Linked DNA regions of Homo sapiens: all the other regions are linked to region 1. Evidence: chromatin contacts called from ENCODE Hi-C or POLR2A ChIA-PET data. All regions are on one chromosome and are shown on one strand. The core of a region is the stretch at or near the end of the contact, and the rest is flanking DNA. Distances in the headings are between cores, read along the strand shown. Region 1 has its middle 130 kb from the start of LINC01931. Region 2 overlaps LINC01818 (long intergenic non-protein coding RNA 1818). Region 3 has its middle 36 kb from the start of LINC01818.

The links. Hi-C counts contacts between places; a loop is a spot of excess contacts on that map. ChIA-PET counts read pairs that join two places held with the same protein, here RNA polymerase II (POLR2A). Pooled maps may share reads with other maps.
Region 2: a loop to region 1 is called in a map of PC-9, with 11 times the contacts of the local background. The contact joins two enhancer-like sites. A Hi-C loop is called at or near these places in 2 of 168 maps with a recorded cell type or tissue (PC-3 and PC-9) and 1 of 50 pooled maps. POLR2A ChIA-PET finds 5 or more read pairs at or near these places in 1 of 52 experiments (activated T-cell).
Region 3: a map of PC-9 shows a loop between it and region 1 (8-fold over the local background). The contact joins two enhancer-like sites. A Hi-C loop is called at or near these places in 7 of 168 maps with a recorded cell type or tissue (Calu3, MCF 10A, PC-3 and 3 more) and 3 of 50 pooled maps. POLR2A ChIA-PET finds 5 or more read pairs at or near these places in 3 of 52 experiments (HEK293 and WTC11).

The regions. Positions count from the first base shown.
Region 1 is chr2:149,987,819-149,991,373 of GRCh38, reverse strand. No RefSeq gene overlaps it. Among named protein-coding and RNA genes, the nearest start is that of LINC01931, 130 kb to the right of the region's middle. Within about 2 kb of position 1,758, at least 7 of the 41 ENCODE cell types and tissues checked have a DNase peak (open chromatin) inside an H3K27ac peak, as active enhancers do; they include PC-3, PC-9 and endothelial cell of umbilical vein, where a contact is called at or near this core.
Region 2 is chr2:150,186,685-150,190,239 of GRCh38, reverse strand. The region is part of intron 1 of LINC01818 (long intergenic non-protein coding RNA 1818); the gene reads right to left. Among named protein-coding and RNA genes, the nearest start is that of LINC01818, 19 kb to the right of the region's middle. Within about 2 kb of position 1,904, at least 2 of the 41 ENCODE cell types and tissues checked have a DNase peak (open chromatin) inside an H3K27ac peak, as active enhancers do; they include PC-3 and PC-9, where a contact is called at or near this core.
Region 3 is chr2:150,131,878-150,135,432 of GRCh38, reverse strand. No RefSeq gene overlaps it. Among named protein-coding and RNA genes, the nearest start is that of LINC01818, 36 kb to the left of the region's middle. Within about 2 kb of position 1,717, at least 4 of the 41 ENCODE cell types and tissues checked have a DNase peak (open chromatin) inside an H3K27ac peak, as active enhancers do; they include PC-3, PC-9 and endothelial cell of umbilical vein, where a contact is called at or near this core.

The sequences.
Region 1 (3,555 bases), core at 509-3,008:
ATACTGACCTAAGTGAACTATGCTCCAGTCTTTTAAAAGTTAAGGTTGGCCAAGTTTGGCTGCCGAACAAAGTCACAGTGACCTTCTTTTTAATCTTACATGTACCCTTAAGGTATTAGATAACTGATTAGATATTAGGTATAATATTAGATAACTTAAGGTATTAGATAACTGATTAGATATTAGATATGAATTAGATATTAGATATGAATTAGATAACTGATTAGGTATTAGATATAAATGAGAGGTATTAGATACGAATGAGAGATACTAGATATGATACTAGATATGAATTAGATATTAGATATGAATTAGATAACTGATTAGGTATTAGATATGAATGAGAGGTGGTTGCCCCACTCTAAAACAGAGGTTTGCAAACTACAACCTATGGCTCAAATTGAGTCTGTGGCTTGTTTTTGATAATAAAGTTTTGTTTGAACACAGCCACTCATTTGTTTACATATTATCTGTGGCTAATTTCATACATTGGCACAGTTGAGTAGCTAGTTGCAAAGGACAGAGACTATGTGTCTTGTAAAGCGTCTAACATATTTACTATGTGTCCCTTTACAGAAGAAGTTTGAAGACCCCTATTCTAAAATAATCCCATATGGAGACTGCCGAAAAACCAAAGGCTGAAGTTTTAAGAACTCTGACTTCTGAACAACATTTGATTGTGTTTGCTGTATTTAGAATAGTGTTGTCAAAGTTGAGTTTCCTAGAATGCTTGCTAGTTCTGCAGAATGTCACTAGATCTAACAGAAGAAAAGGGGAATTACAGTCAAATTTGGCAAATTCTGGAATAAGCCAAGTGAAACAGATTTAGTCTTTGTAGCCCTTTTCAGGTCACCAATATATATGACAACTCTACAAAAGAGGATTAGATACAGAATTTCATAAGTCACTTAGTCTTAGAAAACTTTCCTTTTTATGAGACCTTATAGAGTTAATGTTTAAGGAACATACTGTGGGAAAGATGATTTGTTTAGAGCACCAAAATCTGATCATACATTAGATTACCAAATGTGTGTGTCTTCAAGAATGCTTAACTTCAACAATAAGCTGGTTAACAGGAGAAAGGTGATTATCACAGATTTATTTTTACATAAAATTTGAAACTTTCAGTAGCAGTTAGCTCCTCACTGAGAGTGCATTAGGGACAATGTTATAGTGACGTCGCTATGAAGACAGAGCAGACTCGAACTCCATACACGAGACTTCACCTCAATGCAGAGAAATTCTCAGGCCCTTTCTTCACCCCTTACATTTTAAAAAAGCAGAAAGTTAGTGTTCAAATCACAGCCCCCAGTGAATGTTGCTTACTTCTGACCTGAGCACTTAGTATATGAAGGTTATGTGGGTGTCCAAAGGTCTAGGAAAGCCTTATGTGTCCTCTGGGGAAAGTTGCAACGAACAATAGAAAAGTTCCTGAATATCGGGAAATGTTTTCCCAAGATCAAGAGATTTATTGGTATGTGGGAAAGATTCCAAAGCAGCTCTGTTGGCTGAAACATTTCAATTTTGACTGCTAGCTGCCAGTGCCAGTTTTGTTAAAGGGCAATTTCAGTGCATTGGCACACAATGACCTAGGCTGCCTGAGTAACTTAGAACCAGTTAAATTGTGATGATGTTTCCAAAGGCAGAGTTTATTTTGCCAGCACACATATTTTTGAAATTCCTATTGACATTGTCACCTATTTGCCTAACTAAGAAGGTTATTGATAATGAGCCAGGTATGTGTTTGCTCAACCCAAGCAGGACTTAGAAACCAAAACAATTATTCCCCAGTTCAAAGAATCAAAGATTTGTCAGCTCTAGTGAATGACTTCCACCTTAAAGAATACTAGGAATGTGCCTGCTTGCCTATAGAATGACTGCTTTTACACTGGCTGATGTTTTTGCAGCCATATAGAACAGTAACCTTTGCTTAGTATGGGGGAAGGAGCTGAAAGGGATCAGGGTATGCCACCCCAAAATATGTCACTTTGGCATAAGAATTATTTTTGTGATATTTGTTGATTAGTGAATTTATTTAGTAAATATTTACTGAGGGCAGATGTCAGACCAACCATATGTCAGACAATGTGCTTGGTGCTAAGGATAAAACATTCAAAATAACAAACAAACATCCCTGTCCTCAAAGAGGCTTTAATTATGTTGGGAGAAATAGATGTTTTAAAATAAACATATTGTATATAATGAGCCAGGAATGAGGGACTGGGAATGCCAGAGGGATACAATGTCAAATAATGCCCTGGGAGAAGCTACCATTTGAGCAAAGATCTGCAGGAGGCAAGAAAAAGAGCACTGAGACTGTCTAGGGGAAGAATGATTCAGGCAATGGGACCAGCAAGGACAAAGGGCCTGAAGTGAGAGCATGATCAACATATTTGATCCTGAATGAGGAGGCTGGCATTAGTGGAGATGAGCAGGTAGACAAGTGGAGGTAAAGAGATGAGTGAGGTAATCAGTTTCCCTTCAATGCTGCTGTCCGTCTGTCCTCATGGCTCCATTTTCTTTGGCCACCTCTCTTGTCAGTACAGGTGAGCAACCTTCCACTCTTCTAAGTTACCTCGCCTATATGCTGGCAGTAGAGTTCATGTTTCACCTTCTCACGTGTATCTATGCTTTCTTTTCTAACCATGTTGAATTTTTAAAATAAATTGAATGATCATAGTAACAAGACAAAAATATAGTAAAATACTCAAGAGAGGACACATTGGAGCAAATAGACCTGGGTGCAGTTTCTGGATTCACGACTTCCTAGATAGGTCATCCGGGATGAATTATCCAAGTTTGCTGAGCTCATTTCCTCATTGAATGTCTAAATCAGGCAACATACATAGTGCTTATCACAGGCGTTGGCACATGGAAAGTGCTCAATAAATTTAGATTTCCTTAAAGAGTCAGGCAGACTAAAGTTCCAGAATCATCTCCCAACCCACACCACAACCACAACTTTACCAACATCACTCCAATTGCTGATAATGCATACTGGTTCTACTTTGTGGTACTCTGCATAGGATGTGTGTTTATAAAGAGACAATTTGCATTGCTCATGGTAGCACAGAAGTGCCTTGACTAATGGAAACCCTTCATTATTCCAAAAGCAACTTATAGCCATATTTCTCTGATTTTATCATTCCTTCCCTACTCAGAACTCAATCAAAATCTTTGAAATCTTTGAAATTTATGATGGTAATTATTTACAAGTATTTATTATTTAAAGAATTTTGAGACTGATTTTCCTGACAGATGTTCAAATGGTGTGAGTACTGCTGCAGATAGAGAGCTTGCTGTACTGGAAGCTGCATGCAAGTTCTACACAGAATCATTTGTAAGCATTTGCACCAGGGCTGGTGGACATAGCCTCCATATAAAATGGACCAAGAGATAAATTAGACAAGTAGTGTTCGATGCAGACATTCTCCAGCAGTTGACTAAATCCTGCTATGCAGTCCTGCTTCATGGGTTAACCCATGCCTGGCTTCTCCTTTAGTCTTCTACCTCCAGTGTCGTTTCTAAGTAATTTGTTCACCTCTCAGTTTAGTT
Region 2 (3,555 bases), core at 655-3,154, 200 kb before region 1:
TTATTTGAAGATACATACGTATATGTATATATATGTATTATTTTAAGAGATCTGTAAGAAAAATTTAAATTGAGAACATAATAACCAAAATCAAGAGATGAAGTAGAGAAGAAAAGTGGGAGAAAATACGAATGTTCCAGTTCATTCACTGTTTAAAAGGGACAATTCATATACACTCTGTAAAAATGAAAGAAATAAGAAGCATTATTGTTACAATTTGTAAACATCAACACTACAGGATCTAAAAACAGAGAATGTACTCTCCAAGCTACTGGTTGGGAAACATAACCAAAACAAAACATGGAGACAGATCATATATAAAAATTAGACAATTTACAAAGCAGCAATGACAAATCATATAAGAACTAAGAACAAGCCTATCTGTCATGTCAGTAAATGTAAATAAGATGAACTCAAGTTTTAAAAGAAAGAGACTCTCAGATTGGGAGGAAAGCCTCAAGACCTGAGGGGGTTAATGAGGTGCTGACAAGGTATAAGTGGGGAGAGTAACCCATCTGTCCCCAGTTTTAAGCTGCACTTGTTTTTTTTTTTTCCCAAGTAGCGCTGCTTGTGTTTAGAATTTCACGAAGTCTTTTATGAAAACATTTTTCTTCGGCTTAAGGCTCTGAACCTTTCTGTTGATAATAAAATTCTATTTCAAGCTGGATTAGAGAGCTGCTATGCCATCCTCTCTACTGCTTTGACATTTCCAATCTTTCTCCTGGTGAATACAAACATTCCTTTCCTTTTCTTGCACCCTCAAAGAAGAGTTTCTGTACTCATCAAGTCAGAAGCTATCAACTACCTACCCTATTCAAGAACGTTAAGACCTCGTTTTTAACATTGGTCAGTTGAGATACCCTGTGATTCTAGTATCACAAGAATTCTTCCACATTAATTGAACAACCATTTGCTATCATGAACCAATTGCTGGCATTGCAAAGCTAAAGAAGTCTCAACACCACAGGCTGCATGTTATAGGCTATGAGCTTTATGATTAGGTTCAGAAAATAACAAATATATGCCATCAATATGGAAATGAATGCCACTGCAGTCAGATGGACACATCAGCTTCCATGTTTCAACAGACTTGAGTGGGTGAGTTCGTTAAAATAGCACATGCTTCTAAAGAGTAAATCAGGTTGACTGACTACAAAAAATCTTTAAAACCTCAGTGTGTATATTTTTAAACTGTTACATCATGGATAGGCAGGTCAAACTCCATTGCTGTTTAAAAGAGCAGTTTTCCACCTCAGTGGAAAAGACACCTGGATGATGCAAATAGGTATGGGGTATGTTGCAATTTGTTAGCTATGACAGTTAGTGTGTGAAAGTTTGAGAATGATTTACTGAAAAAAAACAACAAATTCAAGGTTATCTACATAACATCACACTCGTGAGTATTTTGATATGCATTATTGAGCTTGAAATAAAGGGATTTAAGTATAATTACTCCTCAGAGAATCCCAAATAAATCTGTGTATACCCACGGGAATATGTATAAACCATTGGCTTAAATGCTGATGGTTGAAGAACAACCTAAAAGAAGAACTTGCAAAGGTGCTGAAAATAAATAGTATAGGGAGATTAGAAAAATAAACTGAGAGCCTGCCCCCAAAATGCTTGTATTTCCCTAGCAAGTCTAAAGTAGCTACGATTTTTTTTTTGAAAGAAAATAAACACCTGGGAAAACCACCAAGAACAATGTGTAAATCCCCTTCCTTTGTTTGTCCAAGGAACTACACTGAGCCACCCGAAGAAGCATAAAATCTGTGGAATTTTTGTTCCCTAGGAGGTGGAATACAAAACCCTGAATAAGCTAGGATTGCCGTCTTTCATAACCAACTATAATTTTATTGATTTCCACGTGTTATCCAAGTCTTATTAAGAGAGATGAGAAGTCTGCCAAAGCAAATAGAAAGATGCACATACTGCCATCTGAGTTTTATGTTACGTGGGCTACACCTATTGATGGAATTTAAAATTGGAGGTTGCCAAGAAGCCAGAAGGAAAGTGCAGGGTGATTTATGTTCTCAAAACACAGATAATACTCTATATTAAAAATTTCTACTTTTTTCCATGGAACTGCGTTCATCTTTTGGTAATAATATACAATACATTTTTCAATGCAAAATAATGATTTTTATCATTGAAGATCATTATCTATCAATTATCATTGTAGATGGCTAAATGTGGTCAGTCCTTGACTTATGCTTTTCTTCCCCCATAAATTCCAGTGAAATAGTTTAGATTTTATTAAAGTTACCTTTCAGGATTTATATAGAAAATAGTCAAGACTTTTTTAAAAAGCTACAATTATTTAACATTTCATTGAAAAAATCAAAATTTCAACAGACAATAAAGTGGAATCATTTATTTTTGCATATCCTTTGATATTTCCTGAAGATTAAGGGTCTATATTTATAGGAATCCTCTATAAACCAGTCTTAACTAATGATTACTCAGCTTCTGTCATGCTAGTTCTGTCTACTCCTTTTACTCACGTATTTGCTATATAGTAGAAATCATATTTTCATATAAAGGATCTTAGATACTTTAAATCATGGATCTTGATTCTCTTTGACATTTTCTTTCTTAGTCTAAATATTTAGAGGTCCTAAAAGGTCCTCTATTTTTGAAAATGTGGACACTGTTTCACCTTTCAGTTTTAGGGATGTTTTATTTCTGGATCATGGTGATTGCCTTTTTTTTTTTTTTCTAAAAGAGATGAAAAACAATTTCAAGATTGAATGCTTAAATTTAGCTCAGTTTCTATAATTAAAAGTGATAAAGGAATTATAGAATCTCACCAATATTTTGCTGAGGAATAAGACAAAGAGATTCAACCAAAAATGATTAAAAGTAGTGATTGGCAAAAACAAATAAATCACGTTTATATTTGTTTCGCTTGGGACTGAACTCGTAGTAGTTAACAGATATCCCTATAAATAAGGGCTTAAACTCAAAGGTATTGTTTGGCTTAAGAGGTAAAACGTTGTTAAGGATTGTGTTAGTTCACTTTTACACTGCTATAAAGGAATACCCAAGGCTGGGTAATTTGTAAAGGAAAGAGGTTTAATTGACTCACAGTTCCACATGGCTGGGGAGGCCTCAGGAAACTTACAATCAAGGCAGAAGGGGAAGCATGCACCTTCTTCACAAAGCAGCAGGAGAGAGAAAGAGTGTATATAGGAGGAAATGTCAAACACTTACAAAACCATCAGATCTCATGAGAACTCACTTACTATCATGAAAACAGCATGGGGAAAACTGCCCCCTTGATTCAATCACCCTCCACCAGGTCTCTCCCTCAACACTTGAGGATTACAATTCAAGATGAGATTTGGGTGGGAACGCAAAGCCTAACCATATCAAGGATAAGTATTGCAGGGCTGGTATGACACCTCAAAACTGTGATTAAAGACACAGACTTCTAGTGTCTTCCTGCTCTGCCTTCCACAACTTGTAGGTTTTGATTCTGTGGCTGAAAGGCTTTTTGCACGTCTAAGGTACAGAATCTATCCTCCAGGAAGGAAGAAGGGCACAGTACAAAAG
Region 3 (3,555 bases), core at 468-2,967, 140 kb before region 1:
AATGTAGGTCTTGTAAATGGACTTTGGCCGAAGGAAAAGAAAATCACACCAGCTGGCCGCTTGGCAGCAGACGAAAACTTGCAAAAAGGTGGGCAAGAAAACACTTTGCTACCATTGCTCCAGCCTGTTTTCATCCAATGTATTTTCTCTCACAGATTGTCTGAAGGTGCAAGCCTCCAGGATTTCTAGGTGGAAATTGCATCGTGCCTGGTTATAGCTCTTCCAGTGGCCTGTCTTCTGGACTTAGCAATTCCCTCAAGCAGGAAAGTTTGTTAAGAAGTGGAAGAGTGATTTGCATGTATATGTGTTTATTTTTCACAAATACTTTTATAAGTGCTGAGATATGGGGTTTGATGCTCTCCTAAATCGGGTTGCCTGATGAAACACAGGGTTGAAGTTAAATTTAAATGTCAGGTAAATTAGGAATTACCTGGGCTATCCTTATACTAAAAAATTATTCCATATCTGAGTTTTTATTTGATAAATAGAGCAGCCTTACTCATGGAAGAAATAATATTTTATTTAGCTTTTTGATCAAATGTGTCATAAGCTGGAACATTGATAATTTGGACTTGCAACTATTACTTTCCCCATTTCAATACTCTAGTGTTAAGCATCTGCCATGCTGTCGACGTGCTTTCAGTGGGTGTGTTTTTGTTTAAATTTCTGAGGTTATAAGTTTCTTCTTTTTAAAGGAACACACACATACACCCACCATGAAACTCATTCATAAAATCAAAGAGATCCTACGCATTGATATGAGGACTTCTAAAGAATGTAGCATATTTTGGCTAACATCTGTGACTGTGTTCTTTGAACTAATTGGGAAATATTGCATGCTGGCAGGCTTTAATCGAGAAATATGTTTTCTTTTAAGGGTGATTTGTCTAATTGGCTGTAGAAATTCTTTCTCTCTGCTTCAGAAAGCTTTTTGCCCATTTGCTAATAATTCAGCTTCCCCACCCTTCCCCCACTCCAAGGCTGATGTTACACAGGGTTCCCTGAACTCTGTTCAGAATTCTGTCTTTAAGCAGGACAAGGGTTCAGACCTGAATCAACTCGAAACAAGGCATTTCACCTTTCTGCTTGCAATGACCTCCTTTAGACAAGGTGTTGGAAGAGATGATCTCTGAAATTCCATAGTCTACCGTTTCTGATCCAAAGTAGGGAATGGCCTGGGGAGTGGGAGGAGGATAAATCAAGAAAGTATAAAATAGGGTGTTAGTTACAGTTTTATTTCAAAGTTCTCCTAACCTGGGCCCTTTGGGTACAGTGAGACTAGGTTGCCCCAAAAATCTGTGTGAAAAAAAACAACTTCTGTCTGTTTCTTAAATGCCTTCTGGATTCCGAAGAATTTAACATTTTGCTATAAAAACATAATATTTAGCTATAATATTAGAGACTCCAAAAATTTTGTCTGTATCGTCCTAAATATCAAGGTTTTGAATGCATCTTAATGTGTGAGGAAAATTTTCAAGTTGATGCTTGGCAAAGGAAAGGTGAAATCCAAGAGGTCACACAAATGAACAGAGAAGCTGGTTCAGGTGACTGTATTAATGTGGAGAGCCAGACAATTGGCTAGGTCAGGAAGCCGAATGAGTCATACTGACTCATACTTTCATACCACTGCAAAGACAATGCATATGGAAGGACTGCGTGATCTGTTCTCAGACTAGATTCATTTCTAGTTTCATAACCTTCATTGCCCTTAACACAGCAGACAGGACACTGATGTCATCGGCAGGATGCTACAGAAAACAGGTGAAAATAAACATTGATGCCCTTCCTCCGCCAAACAGTCAAACCCTGAAGAAAAGAGGAGGTGCGAGTCTCATTATTTCCTTTCGAAGGGTAAAAATCTAGGTTACTTTTTCCAAACATTCATTTTGGTGAGAAAATCGGTTTGATTTCTAACTCAGAGACTCATGTTTGATGTTACTGCAAAATAGTTAAATGCATAGAATACCTCCTAGAAAGAAAGATTCCACACTGCTACCTATACGGGAATGATGTGTAACTCATGTTTCATCTAAAAACTCAGCTTTTTATTATTTATTTATTTATGGGCTAAAAAGTGCATGGCTGAAATATCCATTTAAGATGTAAACCTTTGTCACAATAACTGTTCTTCCACCTAGTGAAATCCCAAATATTCCTTTTTTAAAAAAACTGCAGGCCAGGCACGGTGGCTCACACCTGTAATCCTAGCTCTTTGGGAGGCTGAGAAGGGCAGATCACGAGGTTAGGAGCTCGAGACCAGCCTGACCAACATGGTGAAACCCCATCTCTACTAAAAATACAAAAAAAAAAAAATAGCCGGGCATGGTGGCACGTGCCTGTAGTCCCAGCTACTCAGGAGGCTGAGGCTGAGGCAGGAGAATCGCTTGAACCCGGCAGGTGGAGGTTGCAGTGAGCCAAGATCGTGCCACTGCACTCCAGCCTGGGCGACAGAGCGAAACTCCATCTCAAAAAAAAAAAAAAAAAGTGCATAGAGTATATTTGACTCAGCCCTCTCCTAAGAAATGGAGAAAAAACAAAATTCATGGAAAAGGATGCTTCTTGGTGGAGAGGACATGCACTGGACAGATTTACTACTGGGAGAAGTAGCTTTGAGAGGCTAAAAAGTCATCCTTACAGGTCCCTGCCAGGTGTTGAAATCACTTCTGATTGAGATTTGTCTAATTTTTCATGACCCCTCTCTTCCCTTTTCTTCATTGAAAATAACAGCAAGTTGTTTAAAAGGCATAAAACTTGCCACTTCAGGAGGAAACAAATATCTCTAGTTCATTCCAATTATCATTTATTAATTACTACATGAGTGGTTTGTTTAGTTTAGTCTTCAGCGTCTCTGGTAATTTCCTTTAGAGAGTCAAGCTAAAATTTTTTAACAAGCAAATAGCTGATTTCCAAATAAGTGTGTTCCTATGAACTTTTTCTGTTTCATTAGTGTTCAAAAGATGTATCTAATGCAGTTTTTAAAATAAATGTAAGTTTCTGATATCTGATTTGTGCTGAATTTTTCTCTTTCTTTTAAGGATAATCCCCTATCATATCCCCCACAATTTAAACCTAATCAACCTAAGGAAAAAGAAAAGAGAAAAAAATAGCATTGCATTTGCCTTATGGATCTTTTCAGGTACTTACTACAGGGGTCAGAACTCTATGAGGAAGCCATGTTTTCTCAGCATTGTCACCAGTTAGCTTTGTTTGACAAATGAAATTAGAAACAATGTGAACACAGTTCTTCTAATAGTTCATAAATTCTTAAAAAAACAATGACAATTTCAAAGGATTTTTATTTGAATGTTTTAAGTTTGGCATGGTATTGAACTTTTAAAGTATAGACTTGCATATTCTTTATTAGCTAAACCAGCCATGACTCTATAATTGTAAAACCCCGAAACATTCAGGGTGAACCCAATAGGAAGAAAAACAAAAAACAGCCGCATTAAACTTTGTCTTTATTGCATTTATTTATTATTACCAGATACCAGTGGTATTAATGTATCACCAGTGGTGATAGAATTATGAGACTATGATACAATTATGAGACTA